Regions from separate parts of the Homo sapiens genome. Here region 2 is linked to region 1. The links are chromatin loops, found by intact Hi-C in ENCODE. Cell type or tissue: endothelial cell of umbilical vein. All regions are shown on one strand. Links, peaks and the distances in the headings refer to the core of each region. The heading gives the core; the rest is flanking DNA.

Evidence for each region. A loop is a pair of places that touch in the nucleus more often than their neighbours do. Peaks named below come from ENCODE experiments on the same cell type or tissue, not always from the same donor. Only the 100,000 strongest peaks of a DNase experiment are listed, where the experiment ranks them.
Region 2: it touches region 1 in a loop (4-fold over the local background); 46 of 110 quality-filtered maps call a loop at or near these places.

The regions. Positions count from the first base shown.
Region 1 is chr4:88,653,943-88,663,424 of GRCh38, forward strand. It overlaps HERC3 (HECT and RLD domain containing E3 ubiquitin protein ligase 3), which reads left to right. Exons shown (of 26, transcript NM_014606.3): 7 at 100-191; 8 at 1,232-1,362; 9 at 1,933-2,093; 10 at 4,473-4,549; 11 at 8,489-8,613. Among named protein-coding and RNA genes, the nearest start is that of NAP1L5, 39 kb to the right of the region's middle. In endothelial cell of umbilical vein, for the core only: a CTCF peak has its summit at 5,612; DNase peaks (open chromatin) are centred at 5,589 and 7,979; H3K27ac peaks cover 705 bases.
Region 2 is chr4:88,595,122-88,604,603 of GRCh38, forward strand. HERC3 (HECT and RLD domain containing E3 ubiquitin protein ligase 3) reads left to right here. Exons shown (of 26, transcript NM_014606.3): 2 at 436-493. Among named protein-coding and RNA genes, the nearest start is that of HERC3, 7.4 kb to the left of the region's middle. RefSeq lists an enhancer at 5,990-6,680. In endothelial cell of umbilical vein, for the core only: no CTCF peak of the experiment used is centred there; DNase peaks (open chromatin) are centred at 4,430 and 5,250; H3K27ac peaks cover 3,445 bases.

The DNA.
Region 1 (9,482 bases), core at 773-8,772:
GTCAGGAATCCAGGAATCCAAAATTCATGCCAAGATAGTTGTGTATATTTCATCTCAAAGGCAAATGGTAGTGATATTCTGATATTTAATTTATTCTAGATCGAGAATCTCCATGCCATGTAAAACTCTTACGCACGCAAAAAGTTGTCTATATTAGTTGTGGAGAAGAACACACAGCAGTTCTCACAAAGGTAAGGAGCTCAGAGTATTTTACTTTGGTGCTGGGGATATGATGGGTGATTAGAATTGCTTGATTATGTTAGTGTAGTGATGGTGTGTGATTACAGTATTGTGGCTTGAACTTGAATGCTCTCTTTTATGTGGGTTTGTTGTTTTCCAAAGGAATAGAAAAAGACTACTTTTTTGTATGTCTCTGTTATCCTCTTTGGTAATCTTGTAGATTTTTCATATATATATATATATATATATATATATATATATATATACACACACACACATAATGTAGATTATATATATATACACACATATAATGTAGATTATATAAAAATGTAGATTATATATATAAATATAATGTATATATTTATATATATATAAATTCCTTGGTTCTTTATGGAACAAAGACAGCACTTTGTTATTTTTATTTGTTATTTTATGTATATATAATATATATAAAATGATGTCCTATGTTCCTTTAAAACAAGTCATTTAAATATGTAAAAAAGAAACAGCAATTTAATTAATGTTTTAAAATAATCATGTTTCTTTTGCTTCTAAATACATTCTAGAGAGAATGAAAATGTATTTTTATATTGAACAAATATTATTCTACGTTCACTTTGATAAAATGCCTTAACATTTATTTAAATACAGCTGTTAAAAAAACAGCTTACTTACCAAGGAATTTGTAGAGCACCTAATTTCTTACATGTGAATGATCATGTAAAATCATCTCATTTAGCCTAGCTCCTAGTTTCTCCTTTTTTAAAATTTTGCTTCCTAACACATCATTGTACTTTCAAACGATTTTAAAAATTTACAGAAGGCACACATTCCTTTGAGCATTGCTATCTTTGTTCCATAAAGATGCAGTCTGAAATTCCCTTTTTATTATTTTTCTATTTAATGAACATCCTTACAAAGTGATTTTGGCCAAGTGTCAAGTGAATGTAGTGCTCTTGTGCACATTGTTGTGATAGGCATTTTGTATACAGGGTTTAGAGGTATACCCTTAAAGATACAGTGAAGTCCTATGGTGTTTGTTCCTTGTTAGAGTGGAGGTGTGTTTACCTTTGGCGCTGGTTCCTGTGGGCAACTTGGACACGACTCCATGAATGATGAGGTTAACCCTAGAAGAGTTCTAGAGCTGATGGGTAGTGAAGTAACTCAAATTGCTTGTGGCAGGTGAGTGTTCCTCAAAGCTTGCTTGTATTCACTAGGACCCAGAAATTGGTCTTATCTTTGTAGTGATGAAGAATGTGATTATACCTAGTCACCGTCATTTTAAGAGATCTTAACTGCATGCACGCCTATGGTGAAATGTGGAGAAAGACCTTGATAGAGTGTGGCAAGGAAGGGTTTTAGATAAGCAGAGCAACACGGAGACATTAGGCTTCTTTTGGGATAAAGAGTAGCAGGATGTGGGGAAGGGATAAAGAAAGGAAAAGTGAGAGAGTCCCAAAGAACTTCTTGGAAATTTTTGCCTGAGTCTACCCTGCTTCTCTCTGTTCATCTTAGAGGCCACATGCAGTAGATCATTCAGCTCTTTCCTGACTTGCCACCCTCCTCATGATCTAGAGTGTTAGAGGATAGTATTATGGAGAGCAGCCGCTGCAAGAAGAGTCACGTGTTAACATGGGAAAGGCTCTATAGGAGCACCCTGTGCTGTGCACATGTGGAAGTTAAAAGTCAGAGTCAGAGTGTACATCCACATTAGTAGAAACTATGCTGATGAGTTAAATTATTTTTTCACAGACAACATACCCTAGCCTTCGTGCCTTCTTCTGGACTCATCTATGCATTTGGTTGTGGAGCAAGAGGTCAATTAGGAACTGGGCACACTTGTAATGTTAAGTGCCCATCTCCTGTCAAGGGTTACTGGGCTGCCCACAGTGGCCAGCTTTCAGCCCGAGCTGGTAAGAATGATTGTCTCTGGAATTTAAAGGTATTTTAAGTGATGAAAACAGTTGTTTACAGAATATGTATCTATTACTTACTTTGAGGTCTTTTGGAGGGAATGAAGATAAGGTATTTTTTAACATCAATTAATAATTTCTGTACTTACTATGCATGAAGCTGTAGAGTTGAGATCCTAGAGAATAAATAAAGCAGGAAATACTGTTGTGTTAGGCCGTTCTTGCATTGCTGTAAAGAGCACCTGAAACAGGGTGATTTATGAAGAAAAGAGTTTTAATTGGCTCACAGTTCTGCAGGCTCTACAGGGAGCATGATGCAGCCATCTGCTTGGCTTCTGGGGAGGCCTCAGGAATCTTACAGTCATGGCAGAAGGCAAAGAAGGAGCAGACACTTCACATGGCAGAAGCAGGAGCAAGAGGAAGAGTGGAGAGGAGGTGCCATACTTTTTACACCACCAGATCTCATGTGAACTCAGAGCAAGAGCTCACTTATCACCAAGGGGATGGCCCAAGCCATTCATGAGGGATCCGCCCTCATGATCTAAACACATACCACCATGCCTCACCTCCAACATTGGGATTACTGCAATTCAACATGAGTTTTGACCAGAACATACATTCAAACTATACCAGTTATTTTGTTTCCACAGACCTTGGTGGTGGTGTATACATTTTATTGTTGTTGCTAATAATGACAGTTCGCATGTATTGAATGCTTAATGACGTTTCATTACTATGCAAAGCACTCAAAATAATCTAAGAACTAGTTAGTGGTTATTATCCCCATGTTAGAGATAAGGGAACAAAGTCTTAAGGAGGTCAAGTAATTTGCCCAAGATCACATAGATTCTGGAGGCAGGATTTAAACCCAGGTCATTCTAAATCATGTGTACTATGTTACCTCTACTTTGCTGTTGGCATTTTGGTATATAACATGATGTGATTTCTTTTTAAGCCATTTTTTTTCTTCCCTTAAAAAATAGTTAAATAGCAGTCTTGGTTTCATTGGAAATCAAAGTCAGGCAGTCATTAATATTGAATGACTGCTTCACCTTGAAATAATAAATCTGAGGCTGAAATGGAGCTAGAGAATCATTAAAAGGAAGTGTAACTTATTAATTTTGATTTTGAAGTCGATAAAGTGACACACTTATGGCTTGATCAGGAATTTGTTTGAAACAGTAACCATCATAAGTTTTAGTACTGGATTATAAGAAACTCAAGGACACAGACAAACTCTTTTCCTTTTTGTAAACCTAGCATATAGCACAGGACCTGGCATGAACTTGTCACTCAGTAGACATTTTTGGAATGGATATATGAGCATCTGAAATGTAGTGCAACTTAAAATATAAATAAACAAGATTTTGTCTGGGTGATGTTCCCAGAAGCAAAAGAATGGCTTTGTGTCCTCTTCTCTGTAATTTGTAAATTCTTTTCTCCAAGACATTGTACTCATACGTGGAATACATTTATTTAGAAAGTTTACCAACTCAGGTGTTTTTTGGTTATTTCAAAACCACAAATTTTTGAAGTTGAATTATAACCTGACTTCCATGGTCCTAAATTTGTGCTTGGATGTTTGCCAAAATGATTTTATAACATAAGCAGGTAAATGTCAGTTATGTAAATGACATGGTTTTAGGAACCCTCTTGGTAATGTGGGAGCACAGAGGAAGGCATGGAGGAGTATTGTGGTTAGAGGAAGTTTGAGCTGTGCCTCGAAGGATGATTTGGAGTTAGCCAGGTGTAGAGGACTGTGAGGGAGTTGGTGTGAGCACCACCAAGGTGCAGTTCCAGAAGCACATTCAGGTTGTGCTCTCGGTGGGCACATTCATGGAGAATCCCATGTGCCAGGGGCAGCAGAGGGGGGAGGCACCGAGATGTGAAATAGTGTGGTGTATTAGAAATAAAGGCAACGTGGTAGTAGGAGAATGTCACCGTGGACACAGTGTGATGGGAGGTAAAGCAGGGAGCAGGAAACGGAGGTCCTTCCGTGGCAAGATTCGTCCTGACGGGGCCTGGGCCCACCACACTCACATGCTGAATTGTTACCATAAAGAATAGTGCCCATTTCAGATTTCAGGTCAGTGGCATGACAGAGTTAGAATGAAAAAGAGAAACTAGGTCAGGATTCACTGGCAGTTGGGGAGGGGCAGAAGAAGAGTTAGAGTGGAGGATACCATTTTATATATTTATTTTTAATTGAAGTAGAAACAGTCCTAGGCAGTGAGCCAGGGGAGAAGATTTCTTACTTCTGTGACACAATTAAAATGGATAGGTACCCACTCTGAAGTGTATTCTGCGACAGTAGAAAAGGGGATCAAGGAGAAACTTCAATTAATGAAAAATATGCTTTCGGAATTTTTTTTTTGACAGATCGCTTTAAATATCATATCGTTAAGCAGATCTTCTCTGGAGGAGACCAGACTTTTGTACTTTGCTCCAAATACGAGGTAAAATTTTTCTTGTGACTCTTATTTCCAGGAAGGAATAATAGTGAACCAACATTTCTTTTAACAAGTAATTACAACATAAAGAGCAATGTTACTCTTTGTTTCTACCAATCCTATGTTATTTTTAAAATAAGCAAACTAAATCTGGAAGAAGTTGTCTCCATTTGGCTCCCTTGAAGTGCCAACAATTCTCCTGGAATTATGGAGTTCTAATTTATAATTTGAAATTATTTATTTATATTTGTACTTGTTCCAGAAACTCTGTAAAGGATGCCTAGGGAGTTGGTGCTTACTTTGGCATTATTTGATTTTCCATTTCTTTTCTTCCCTGTTAAGTGGCAACAAATGCTAGGTGTTTGAGAACTTGGTGGGTTTCTTTGTTTGATGTGATTGAGTATATATATGTATGTAAGAGGTACCACAATTTTCAGATGTATTTTATTATTTGTAATCTGCTTATGACATGACACCAAAATTTCCCTTCCATTGTCTCCTGCATCACTATAGTGGATAAAGACACTGTGACATTGTCTTTCTGCCTGAAGGTAGAGTGTGGATCCAGGTTTCTGTGACAGGGCTCGAATTCCTTCCACTCTTCCTTGCTGGGGGAATTCAGTCTGGAAAAACTCCACAGATTTGTTGTCAGTGCTGGACTCCTTCCCCTGTGCTTTCTCTCCTCTCTTCTCTTCTTCCCCACCCTTCCTGCTTTTATTCAGCAAACATTTCAACAGGACCAGCTCCGAGTGGTGCATGGATCCTTATACTCTCTTGGAGGAGCAAGGGAATGGGCTGTTAGTGAAGAAAAAGGAGTCAGAATTGACTGGGAAGATAATGAGCAACTGTGGAAACCAGGGGCTCTTTCTGTCTTGGAAACTTTCTCTATTAGTTTGATACTTAGCTATCTTTAAGTACACAAAGTATTTGCCTTCTAGTCATTCTGATTCTGTGATTAGGTTGGAAAATCCTGGTGGAGCCCGAGGCTGTAGGCTGGACAGCTAAAGCTGATGATTAGCTATTTTCCAGGTCAGGTGCCTGAAGAAGGTGGCTTAGTGCTACCATCTGGCGTGATTTGGAACTGCTGCCCTAGACTTATTTTAGACCCAGCCTCAGAGTGTGTATTACAGAGAAATCCTGAGGAAGCTGAGGTTTTTCTTTGTTTCTTCAAGATGTCAATAAAACAAAATACAAAAGGCACTGACTCTGTGGAGGATAATCAGTTTTTGTCCATAAGTAATAGAGTTTTAAGTATTTATTTCCCCTAGAAACTAGTATTGAATAGTGTTATTCAATAGTATCCAACTTTAATTTTCCTGTGAAATTTAACATGAAATTTAGTTTTCTCTTGTAAATATAGTATCTGATATATGTAACTGATTTTTATTATTGTAATCAACACCTTGGGCCTGGAAAACAACACACTGATGAGAAGGAAGTGAAGTAGCATACTATTAGAGAGGCAGGGCAGGTTAAAGTTTAAACAACTGGAAAGAGGGATAGGTATGCATGAAAAGTGTAAGATCACAAAGAAAAAGGAAAGTAAACATTACTTAAGAAGATGTTGCTCTTTCTTTTGAAACTGAAACCTATGCACATTTACTTAAACTATTAACCAGAGATGATTATTTAGATACAGAGGCTGATCAAATCATATGCTTACCCTGTTACCATATCACTTAAAGAACCAAGAAAAAGCACCTGTATAGTTACAGCCTCTATTTTTTTTTTTTTGAGATGGAGTCTTGCTTTGTCGCCCAGGCTGGGGTACAATGGCGTGATCCCGGCTCACTGCAACCTCCACCTCCTGGTTTCAAGCGATTCTCCTGCCTCAGCCTTCTGAGTAGCTGGGATTACAGGCGTCCGCTACCATGCCTGGGTAATTTTTTTTGTATTTTTAGTAGAGACCAGTTTCACCATGTTGGCCAGGCTGGTTTTGAACTCCTGACCTCAAGTGATCTACCCTCCTCGGCCTCCCAAAGTGCTAGGATTACAGGCGTGATCCACCACGCCCGGCCATAGCCTCTATTTTTATAAAAGGCTGACTCATTCATTACTGCCAGGCCTTAGGTGAAAGAAGGGAGGGAAGGAGTTATATTCAGATACCCCTTTGCTACACTGATTCTAGGTCTTGGGAATTTAGTGAATGTAAACCATAGCATCTCCTTTTCCTGTCGTTTTGTTCCCTGGATAGAATTGAAGAGGGAATGTGGTTGGGATTGTTAGAATTGTGTGTGCATGTGTGTGTGTTTGTGTGTGTGTCTATCTCATAATCTTCTTTTTCCTGGAACAGTGATTCTTAACCTTGGCTGCCTACTGGAATCACCTGGGAGCTCTACAAAATACTGATGACTCTAGAGATTCTGATTTAATTGGTCTGGAGTATGACTTGGTCATCAGGATTATTGAACGCTCCCATGGTGATTCAAAGTCCAGCCAAAGTTGAGAAACACTGACCTAAGAGCAATTTTTCCTTTTTTGCCTGTATGTATTAAAGACAGGAAGAATGATGTTTTTTCTTGGTTCTTTAAGTGATTCTGAACTTGTACTTCACCCAAGGCATCTCTGGTTTATTGGACATATGATGAGGAATGATAAAATAGTTCCAAGTCTTTATTTTATTGTAGGTTTGTGTTAGAGTTGATGTTCAGCTGCCCCTTTGAATGGGGGAAATAAATAAAATTTACGTAACAACAGTGGTTTTACAAGGAGGTGGAAAGACAATCTCTGTGTGTACTCCAGCATCTGCTTTGGATTATGAGTTTCCTGTATGTTGTACTTCAAGATGATTTTTGTTCTCTCAATAGATATCTGTGGCCATTTTAGTAGAATAGTTATCAATAACCAGATGATCACAAACTTTGTCAGGCATCTCTGTTTTATTACATGCTCTACTCCTTCCTACCATAATGATACGTTAACTTGAAGCTATGGGAAAGTAACCAAGAAAATTTACTTTGAAAGTTATGTTTTTATGTGTAGGTACAAAGGAGAAAAAAAATCTCATGAGCTGATGAATGAGTGCTTTAATATTACCTTTTTCCTCTTCACTGGAGACGAGAATAGGAGTATAAAGCACCATCAACCTTTCCTTAGTTCTCGATCAAGAACAAGGCTTGGGGAAAATAAGTTGAAAACAAGCAATTTTAGAAAAGGAAAGTGCTTATTATGTTTTTTTTCTTTAATCTCACTGAATAAAAGATGTACAGTGTTGGGCAACATTTGGAATTTTCAAGGACATACATTATTAACATCTTTTTCTGCCATTTTTCTTATAATAGCTATATACTTGAAGCAAGAAATTAAGAGTCATTGTTTTTATAGGTTATTTGTCATATAGATTATAACTGAACTCTGGCTCTTTTGTAATACATTTTGTTGAAGTTTGGTGGACATTTATGGCAGATGACTAATACCTTAAAAACCTGCTGTTACAGTGATTCAAAGCAAAGGGGAAAGAAGTCTGGGAAAGTTGTACTGAGTTGGTTTCTCTGGGAAACAGACCCGAGACTCAAAGGTTTTTGGGAGAGTGCTTTCTAGAAGAACATCTACTGAGGGATGAAGGAGGCAGGATTGCGCAGAGGGAGGGGTTGAAATGCAATTCAGTTATAACAGAGGCCTCAGCCAGTCCCATGAGGAGCACTGAAGTTGTGATGGTCCTTCAGCCAGTCCTGAGTTGAGGCAAGCGGGCTGGACCTTTACACCATGCCTCTACCTGCCATTGGATGTGATAGTGAAGCAACAGTCAATGCCAAGTCCTGGACAGCAACCCAGCTGGGATCTGTCAGGAGCCTCCATTCTGAAGGGTGGAGGGGATCTGGGCGGCACACTGCAGCATTTAGATCATAAGTGAAACGTAAAATGGAGAATATGTGGGAGAAAGGAGAGGAGACAAGATCCATGCTACATAATTTCTTCTTTTTACTGTTACATTTAATTCTCCAGAATTATTCTCCTGCTGTTGACTTCAGGACTATGAACCAAGCACATTATACCAGTTTAATAAATGATGAAACCATAGCAGTTTGGAGACAAAAACTCTCAGAACACAACAATGCAAATACAATCAAGTATGTGGCTGCTTGTCTTCATTTTTTTTTCCACAAAGTATGTTACAACTTTTTAGCTTAGTGTGATTTTCCGTACTTGCATATTGATACTGTGAATGTAAATGGGGTTTTACATTATAGGGAATCGTGGGTTATTTTTGGTTACTATTTCAGGGTTGATCTCCTTAGCCCCAAATAGCATAATGGATGGATCCCCAATTCTCACACACAGTATATGCCTCAACCTGCCTTGTTTATTGTATGATCTTAAAAATCCTGACTGATGAAGGCCTGAGTTGGTGATTCTGCTAAGAGAGCTTAGCGTTATGGTTAACTCCCATGGGTTTTAGTGTATGCATGTTCCAAAACATCCCAAATCTGAGACAGCTGTTATCTTACCTAATCTTAATAATTTCTAGCATTTTCCTATTCATAATGATTGAGATGGTAATTCAGAGTCATGTAGAAAAAAAAAAAAACAACAGTAAGTAGGATTGAGAGCTTTTATCAAATTTAAAGGACAATTTTCCTTTGCACATTTTTACACATTTTCATTGGCTTTCCTCAGCCTCTCCACTTTTTTCTGCAAAGTCTGATTCTTGGGAAGAATAAATCAAGCTCTGTGCACTAAGTTGTGGTTATTCCCAGAAACGTACATAATGGTTCCTGCATTATGACATAGATTGTAGTGGGCCAAATGACCAGGACGCTACACTTTGAGGCACTTGAGCTAGTAACGTTGTGAGTGAGAGAGCATTAGAAACGCCCTAGAGCAGCTCTGTGGCAGTCTTCAGAATCCCTCTAACCTTAGGATGGCTCTGCCAAGGAGCTCAGGCTGAAGGGTCGCAGGGGAGAGGAGATGAGGGCTTGCTGGGGTCCAGCAAGGGAAA
Region 2 (9,482 bases), core at 849-8,848, 59 kb before region 1:
AAGAAAAGGAATGAAAGGAGACAGTCTTCATAACAGTTGTGGCAAAACAAGCTGCTATGTGTCATACATGGAAAAATAAAGAAAATAGACAAAATTTAATTATTTTCCAAAATTTTCTCTAACAAAAATGGGAGATTTTAAAGTAATTCCATTTTTACTACTCCCTATCAAATGTCAGGAATTTTTATAAGGTGATATCTATATCTCTAGTTCACTTTTAGAGGTGATTGATGTCTTTATAACTGGTTAGAGGTTATCTTACTGGTATTTAACCAAACTCCTGTCTTGAGATACAATGCGTGGGGAATATTCAAGATTGAGTAATTTAAAGATATTCTTATTTTCAGAGGTTAACTCCTGTCTTTTTGTTTACAGTAACATGAAGACACAACAGAGTTCCATACTAATGTTATTTATTATTTCTTTAACTTGCAGAACTGCAAGGTGTGGAATATTTCTGGCTTCTAGTCCAATGCCAAGTGTGTGACCTGTGGTGAGTTACTTAATTTTTCTGGACCTCAGTTTTTCATCTTGTAAATGGAGTCCTTTACATGCATTATCCTGTTTAATACTCTCATCAACTCAAGCTAGGGTAGCTACCTAGAGAGGGACCTAAACAAATCTCAGTGCCTTCCTGCTGCTCTAAGATAGTGAAGAGAACAAGGTGAGCCCAAGAAGTAGGAGACCTGGTTTCTGGTCTCTGCTTCAAGCACTTAATTCTTTTTTTTTTTTTTTTTTTTTTTTTTTGAGAGGGAGTCTGGCTGTCGCCCACGCTGGAGTGCAGTGGCGGGATCTCGGCTCACTGCAGGCTCCGCCCCCCGGGGTTCATGCCATTCTCCTGCCTCAGCCTCCCGAGTAGCTGGGACTACAGGTGCCCACCACCTCGCCCAGCTAATTTTTTGTATTTTTAGTAGAGACGGGGTTTCACTGTGTTAGCCAGGATGGTCTTGATCTCCTGACCTCGTGATCCGCCTGCCTCGGCCTTCCAAAGTGTTAGGATTACAGGCGTGAGCCACCGCGCCTGGCCAAGCACTTAATTCTTAGTGGACCAAAGTTACTTGGCCTCTGAAGGCCTTAGCTGCCATTAAAATGAATTTAGGAATGTAAGTCTTTTGCTTAGAGGTTAGATCAAATGGACTTTTAATAAGGTGGTAAATTTGATAATATAACTCTGTCCCCTTTAGACATTTACTCCATTTAGAAATAGTACTTGTTGGTGGCAGGGACATGTGTTTCTGTGTAAGTGAACTGGTTTTATTATTACTCAGGGTGGGGGATCTTTAACATTATCTGGAAAATAAAAGTGGTTACAAGTTGAGGTGGTGGAAATTCAGGTTTTCTAAGAATGGGGGTCAGTTCACTAGGCATTTATCAAGCCTCTGCTGTGCTCTTGTACTCTGCTGAGAATGGAAGGCACAAAGATGAGTAAAACCTGGTTCCTTCATGGAGAAACTCCCAGTCTGCACGTTGGCAGGGTGTTAGTGGAGGAGGTAGGAGAAGCAGCCATACTGCCTCAACAGCGCTTTGCATTTTTGTTTGTTTTGTGAAGTATTTGTAAGCATAAAATAATGCATGTCATATATGTTAAGAAACAACAATAAAAGGACAGAAGCAGAATATCAGCCATGCTATTGAAATGTCTCCCTTTGTGCTCCTTCCAGATTGTTCCCTCTATTCCTACTGCCTCCACAATCATTACCCGCTATTTTGTGTTTGTGATTTGCTTTTCTTCATAGCTTTGTTACCACTGATGATTCTTAATCTCCAAATAATATATTTGTTATAGTTGTGTTTGAATTTTGTAAAAATGCATCATACTCTGAATTCTTCTGTGACTCAACACTTTTTAAGATTTAGTTACAATGATGCTTATAGATGGAGTTTATTTTTTACTGCTGTACAGTGTTCTGTTTTATGCATGTGCCACACTATCTGTTTTCTTATTGATGGATATTTGTTTTTTGTTTTTTTCCTATTTCAAATAATGCTGGAATGAACATTCTTATACGTGTATCTTGGTGCATATGTTCATGAGTTTCTCACTGCATTGGACTGTAAGATAGCCACTAGTCACCTAGGGCTACTTACATTAAAATTTATTAAAATAAAATATTAACTATTTCAGTTCTTCACTTGTATTAGTCACATTTCAAGTACTCAATAGCCACATATACCTACTGGCTACCATAGTGGACAGTGCAAATATATAGCATTTCCATTATCACAGAAAGTTCCAAGTTTCCAGATTTTACTCATCTTTGTATCTCCATTTATTAGTATAGTACAGGAGCACCATAGATGCTTAATAAGTTGGATAATGCTGGTCATATGCCCAGCAGTGAAATTACTGTGTGGGGAGGTATCCACATCTTCATCTTCACTGGAGAATGCCAACTTGTTTTGCCAAGTGCTTATGCCAGTTTATATTCCCACCAGCTGTCTATGAGGGCCCTGGCTGTTGTATATCCTTGACTTGGTATTGTTAGACTTTTCAATTCTTGCCAGTCTCGTTGGTGTCTTTTGAAGGCAGTCCACAGCTTAAGCAGACTGCAGAGAAGTCATTCTTCCAGCTTCACAAAGCCTAGCACCAGGTAGTGAAGAAGGCACCACCTTAGAGGGGATGATCCGGGGAAGGGTAGGAGTGTTTCCTGTGTTGGCTGAGGGGGTCAGAGGACCAAAGTCCAGCTAAAGTGGAGGAGAGAGAAAACAGCAAGGAGTGGATTCACGTTGTTGAAAACTTCTCTTTGCCTTCTATGACATTTCTGTCTTTGGTAGGAACATTTTTGATAATAAGGCAAGTCATTAAAATGAATCTTCTTTGTTACCAGAGTTAATTCTGCATTTTAGTTTTGGCCCTACATTTATTTAAAGCCTGAATTTGGGGAGTATCTGCAAAGCACTGAAGGTTTTGGACATTGTCTTTTCCTGCTGTTGAAAGAGACCCTCTTCATATATACAACATTCAGGTAATTGCTTCTAAGCTTACTTGAAAGGAAGCTTATCCCTATTTTAAATGAGATTAGAAGTCCTGCCTGAGTGTTATTTTGGTCTCAGTGCCTTTCAAACAAAGGGATAAGAATGAGTTGTTAGGCTGCTGTGTGCATAGTCGCATAGTCTTATCATAAGACAAAGTTTAGGAACTGAAGGTTGTCGTTTAGCATTCAACTCACTAGAGCTAGTAAAAAGAGATTTATCTCCCCACCGCCCTCCACCCATGCCCTCTCCAGAATTTAAAAGCAAATGCACACAAAAAAACTTCCTCCTATCAACCTCAAATCCCTTTCATGAAAGTTATGGCAGATGGTTGTGATGCTACTTTGCTGTAGTGCAGATTTGGCAGAATGCAGCTAGTGCTAATTGCAGTGAGGAAGACAGGAGTCACAATCCCATCCTCTTTTGGGAATTGTCCTGTCTGCTGAAATCTCAAAGAAGAGCACTAGGAGTAGGAGTAACATTGACTAAAGCAGCTGACATTTACTGGTCACTTACTACTACATGCCAGGCACCATGCTAAGCCCTTTTTACATGCATTTTCTCATTAATCCTCACAACACTCTAGCACCTTCTCCTGATTTTGGAGCTTAAGGTGGGTAAACATCTTTCCTCAGGTTTCACAGCTAACGTGGTTAATGTAGGGCTTGGATTTTAGTTCCTTTGACCCTTAAGCTCTGCTAAGATTATCTTGAATCTCTTACCAAGAATAGATGAGAAGGACTCAGGAAAGTGCCAGGTTGACATTGAGAGAAAGTTGTACTTCAAAAGTAGTCCTTCCTTTTGTTTTGTCATGGGGAAATAAGAGGCAGGAAATGCAGCCAAGCGGGGCTGGTGTAGGTGCTGAGGGAAGTGTAGTCCTATATTTTGCAGCGAATTTCATAATTGTGTATTTTGAAGGAAAATAAAAGATTCTGCTCTTCTAGGAGCAAGCAAGAGAGTGAATGAGGAAAAATGGGTGTAAGGACCTTGGAGATCAAAATGCCCAGCGATGCAGACCGTTGCTGAAACTAGACCTTTAAAGTCATGGACATCAGCAGCTACAAGATTTAGGGGTCCAACTGGAGTGTACTTTGAAGTGAAAGCTGTGCTAATGGCTGGCTTCTCTCCAATGTGTTGAACTTCTCTCCTGAAAGCTAGATGATTTTAGTTGCTTTTTTCTTTAGTTCCGGCAGAGCATTGTGATGACCTAGGCCGTATTTATAGTTAGGATTGATAGTTTATTTACAGATACACATCTTTTTTGTGGTTGCTATTTAATTCTCTTGGTGGGCAGTTTTTATTTGACCAATTGAAGATTCCATTACTGTAACTCAGTTGGAAGAATTTTTGAAGTTTTCTTGAACAATAGTCCTTTTTATTATCTTTTTTCATAAATTGTTTTTACTAGTCAGTCAGGGATGAGGCCATACTTCAGGCTGTTTACACAGGATTGTGCTTGGCCAAAGCACCCAGAACTCAGATGACTCTCAAGGACTGACTCGTGCCAGATAAACTACAAAAAAAGCTGATAGACCCAGGACGCCAAATTAATAATGAGAATTAGAAATCCTAATAAGACTGAGATGCTTTGGTTACCTGGTCACAGTATTCTATCCCTGTAGTAGAATCTGCCCTAGAAACCAAGTTATTTAAGGTTGCTTGCTAAGCAAGGCAATTGGTTGGGTGAATTTAGTGACAACTGTTATGGAATCTGATCCACCCATCCACTTTTAGGAAAGAATTACTTAGCGGGTCAGATAGCCAGGTTGACTGATCAGGGTCCCTGTTTTCTCTGGAGAGTGGTGCAGACACATTGGGAAGTCTGGCCTTTTGGTTATCTACTTTCTAAGCTCCTTACTATACAGCACAGCATAGTGTCTCTTTCTTTTCCTTTACTTCATCTTTTTTTTGTTAGTTTCACTTTCTTCATCTGTAAATTAGAGATAATGGCAGTACCTGTCTCATAGAAGATGAAATGAGCCAACATCTGTGAAGCACATAGAAAAGTACCAGACTCAGAGTAAGCTCAAATCAGGTCTTATCTGCTGTTATTATTAATAATGTCATTATTAATATTATCAGTCAGGAGTTTCTTTTTATTGCAAGTGAAAGAAACCTGATTCAAACAAGCATAAATAAATAAGCTTAAGTAAACAAAGAAGGGACTTGTTATACTCTGTATATAGTTAGGTTCTGTAAAGTCATGGTGAATACCATATTAGTGAATACAGAGCCATTGTTTCTGAGGAAATACAGGATTAGGTTCTTGTAGGCTGTGGTCAAGAGATTTTTATCAGCCAGCTGACGCATAACCTTTTTTTATGTGTGTTTCTGTCTAGACAGCCTATTTAATATATATTTCTTACTAATATACACAATATTTCTTGGTAATAAAACACTAGTTGAGAAGGGTTTAACATTTTCTTGACCCTGTGTAATGTGACAGTGTTTTTGGCTTTCAGCCTCACATCAGTGCTATCCACTGTGATTTTTATTTTTTATGGGTTGTCATCTCATGAATCCACAGATTTAATTGCTTTTCCATTGTATCTATAGCTTCATTATGTACTCTGGATATTACTTTAGCTCTCTCCAGGGGAGGCCTCACATACAGATCAGCAGATTTCCTGTTCCATATTTTGGATGTACCCGCTTGTTGATTCATTAACATTGAACTCACAGCCAACACTATAACTCATGCATGAAAGAAACTTACCTAATACACATTTTTTTCTCTGTAAGGCACATCACAACCTTCTTGCACCTAAGAACACTAGAAGGTAGGAGAGATAAGACAAATTTATGAAATACTAAAAACGAAAAAATCCATTAATGTGGATAATAGCAATTGAGCAAGTTGGGAAAAATAAATTATTTCTAGATTATGTGAGCTTGCTGGTCTATTAGTGTATCATTAGACCACCAACCACCACCACCACTACCCTGCCAGTTTTTCATTTTATTTCTACTTCCCTCTCCACAATATTTGTAGTTAATTCAAAGAATAACATTTAATCTTAATACTTTTTTAGTGTAGAGTCTAGACAAGGAATAAAAATCTTGGGAAGAAGCAGAACTTTCTGTGTAAGACAGCAAATTGAGATTCAGTTTTATATTTTATTTTGGGCCTTTTCATGCCTTTCCTGAAAGCCTCAAGAGTTCAAAGCATACCTCAGGATTACAATAAGGCAGTTTTAAAATTGGTATATACCAATTAAGGCCATTGAGTTAAATCCAAAGTACTGTAATTGTTGTCAAGAGAGGTTGAAAGTACGAGCTTCCTCTGTGTTGTAATCTTTAATTTGTAGCCATTTGGGCATGCTTTTATCTTGGGAGAAAAGAGTTTGTCATTTTAAAAGCTGACTTTGCATAGAAGAGCCAATTAGCTGTCTCCTTCATATGTTGACAGTTCTCTCCTGTAGATTGGCTGATATATTCAGCTTTGATGTGTTCGCCTAGTATTATAATTCAAAGTAAGTCTTCACCATTTCTGTTAGAATCCATCCTCTTTTCATTAGGATGAAATGAATGTACCAATGAAAAGATTAGGGAAGACACCTTTGAAGTCTGCAATCTTGTCTTGAAATCCTGATATTTTGACCTGTAGGACCTAGAACAGTGATTCTTAATATGGAGAGACTAGCATGTTTAAGAAGTATGATTAGAAAAGGATATTCAGGGGCCGGGCGCGGTGGCTTACGCCTGTAATCCCAGCACTTTGGGAGGCCGAGGCGGGCGGATCACGAGGTCAGGAGATCGAGACCATCCCGGCTAAAACGGTGAAACCCCGTCTCTACTAAAAATACAAAAAATTAGCCGGGCGTAGTGGCGGGCGCCTGTAGTCCCAGCTACTTGGGAGGCTGAGGCAGGAGAATGGCGTGAACCCGGGAGGCGGAGCTTGCAGTGAGCCGAGATCCCGCCACTGCACTCCAGCCTGGGCGACAGAGCGAGACTCCGTCTCAAAAAAAAAAAAAAAAAAGAAAAGGATATTCAGAATTATAATTAAAATGTATATTTGGAAACCGGCTGGGCTCCGTGGCTCACACCTGTGATCCAAGCACTTTGGGAGGCCAAGGCGGGCTAATTACTTGAGGTCAGGAGTTCAAGACCAGCCTGCCCAACATGGCGAAACCCTGTCTCTACTAAAATACCAAAAAAATAGTGGGGTGTGGTGGCACACGCCTGTAATCCCAGCTACTTGAGAGACTGAGGCAGGAGAATTACTTGAACCTGTGAGGCGTAGGTTGCAGTGAGCTGAGATTGCGCCACTGCACTCCAGCCTGGGAGACAGAGCGAGACTTGGTCTCCAAAAAAAAAAAAAAAAAAAAAAAAGTATGTTTGGAAACTGAAATGTAATCTGAATGTCCTTAAGACCAATCTTCTGCATTGCTTGTTTGTTTTTAAGATGGGTCTCGCTCTATTACCCAGGCTGGAGTGCAGCAGTGCGATCACAGCTCACTGAAACCTTGACCTCCTAGGCTCAAACGATCCTCTCACCCCAGCACCCCAAGTAGCTGGGACTACAGGTGTGTCCTACCACACTTGGCTGATTTTATTTTATTTTTTGTGGAGATAAGGTCTCACTGTGTTGCCCAGGCTGGTCTCAAACTCCTGGGCTTAAGCTGTCCTCTCACCTTGGCCTCCCAAAGTGTTAGGATCACAGGTGTGAGCCACTGTGCCTGGTCACTGTTTTCTTTCATATCCAGATAAAGTGATTCAAACCCAAGGCGATGCTGATTAGAGATTTAGCGTCTTTCTCAAATTTCTAAGAATTTCCGAAGGGAAGAAGAATGTTTAGGTTCTCTTATCATGCCTCATCCAAAACTCTTGCTCAGTTGTCAGTCTTCAGGAGGGGCTCTGAGGGCTTATTTTCAAGGTTCTTTTTATTCATGCTTGGCAAAATACAGTTATTGTAAGGGTGTTGTGTCTTAACTTTGATAGAAGGTTTGGGATTCTCAAAAGTAGTTACAGAACAGGCAACAAGTTCAAACTTGAGTGTTAGACACCACTGTTCTCAAAATTCATCTGCTGTTCTCTGCCACGGAGAATCTACTGTTTACTGGCCAGGTTCCAAACTTGCAGCCATATTACAGGCTTCAATCGCTTTCTCTTTTTTTTTTTTTTTTTTTTGAGGTGGAGTTTTGCTCTTGTTGCCCAGGCTGGAGTGCAGTGGCGCCATCTTGGCTCACTGCAACCTCTGCCTCCTGGGTTCAAGCGATTCTTGTGCCTCAGCCTCCCGAGTAGCTGGGATTATGGGCACCCGCCACCACGCCCCACTAATTTTTGTATTTTTAGTAGAGATGCGGTTTCACCATGTTGGTCAGGCTGGTCTCGAACTCCTTCCTCAGGTGATCCATCTGCCTCAGCCTCCCAAAGTGCTGGGATTACAGGTGTGAGCCACCATGCCCGGCCAATCGCTCTCTCTTAATTTGCTATCTTAAATAGGAGCATCTACTGTTTTATAAGGCATGCTTGGGATTTCCCCCGTCTCCTTTCGTCTCTAAATCTTGGACCTTTCTTTCAAAACCAGAGAGGTGCATGGGGTATTTTCCTTGACAGAAGATCCACCCACTTAAGATTTCCAACTTTATCAATAGTCAGAACTTTTGAAGTTATAATATTTCATTTCTGATCAAAGCATTAGATAAAGCTTCCCCTCTTATGTCTTTGTAAGCAAAAATAATATATTGAAATAATTGATACCTTTCCCATATTAAACTCTAGGGGTTGTTCCCTCCTCCTTTCTGTTGTAGAAAAAATACTTTTGTGCCTATTATGTTGGTAATAACAATTCTCACAATTAAACTCAAGAAAGCCTTGTTGGCTGATGTGGACCTGCAGAGGCAGTAGACATGTAGCAAGAGAAAGGAAATTTAAAGACAATTAAAAAATCTTTACTGAGATATAATTCACATACCATAAAATTTACTTTTTTTTTTTTTTGATACTGAATTTTGCTCTTATTGCCCAAGCTGGAGTGCAATGGCGTGACCTCAGCTCACTGCAACCTCTGCCTCCCGGATTCAAGCGATTCTCCTACCTCAGCCTCCCGAGTAGCTGGATTACAGGCATGCGCCACCGCGCCTGGCTGATTTTGTATTTTTAGTAGAGATGGGGTCTCCCCATGTTGGTCAGGCTGGTGTGGAACTCCCGACCTCAGGTGGTCCGCCCGCCTTGACCTCCCAAAGTGCTGGGATTACAGGCATGAGCCACTACGCCTGGCCTAAAATTTACCTATTTAAAGTATAAAATTTAGGGGTTTTTAGTATATTTACCATGTTTTAAAACCATCACCACAACCTAAATTTAGAACATTTTACCACTTTCCAAAAGGGCAGGTACAGTCACTCTCCATTCTCCTCTTTCCCTCCAGTCCTAGGCAGACACTAGTCTATTTTCTAGTCTATTTTCTATTGCCTGTTCTATACATTTCATGTAAACGGAATCATATAATTTGTGGACTTTTGTGACTGGATTCTTTTACTTAGCATAATATATTTACCGTTCAT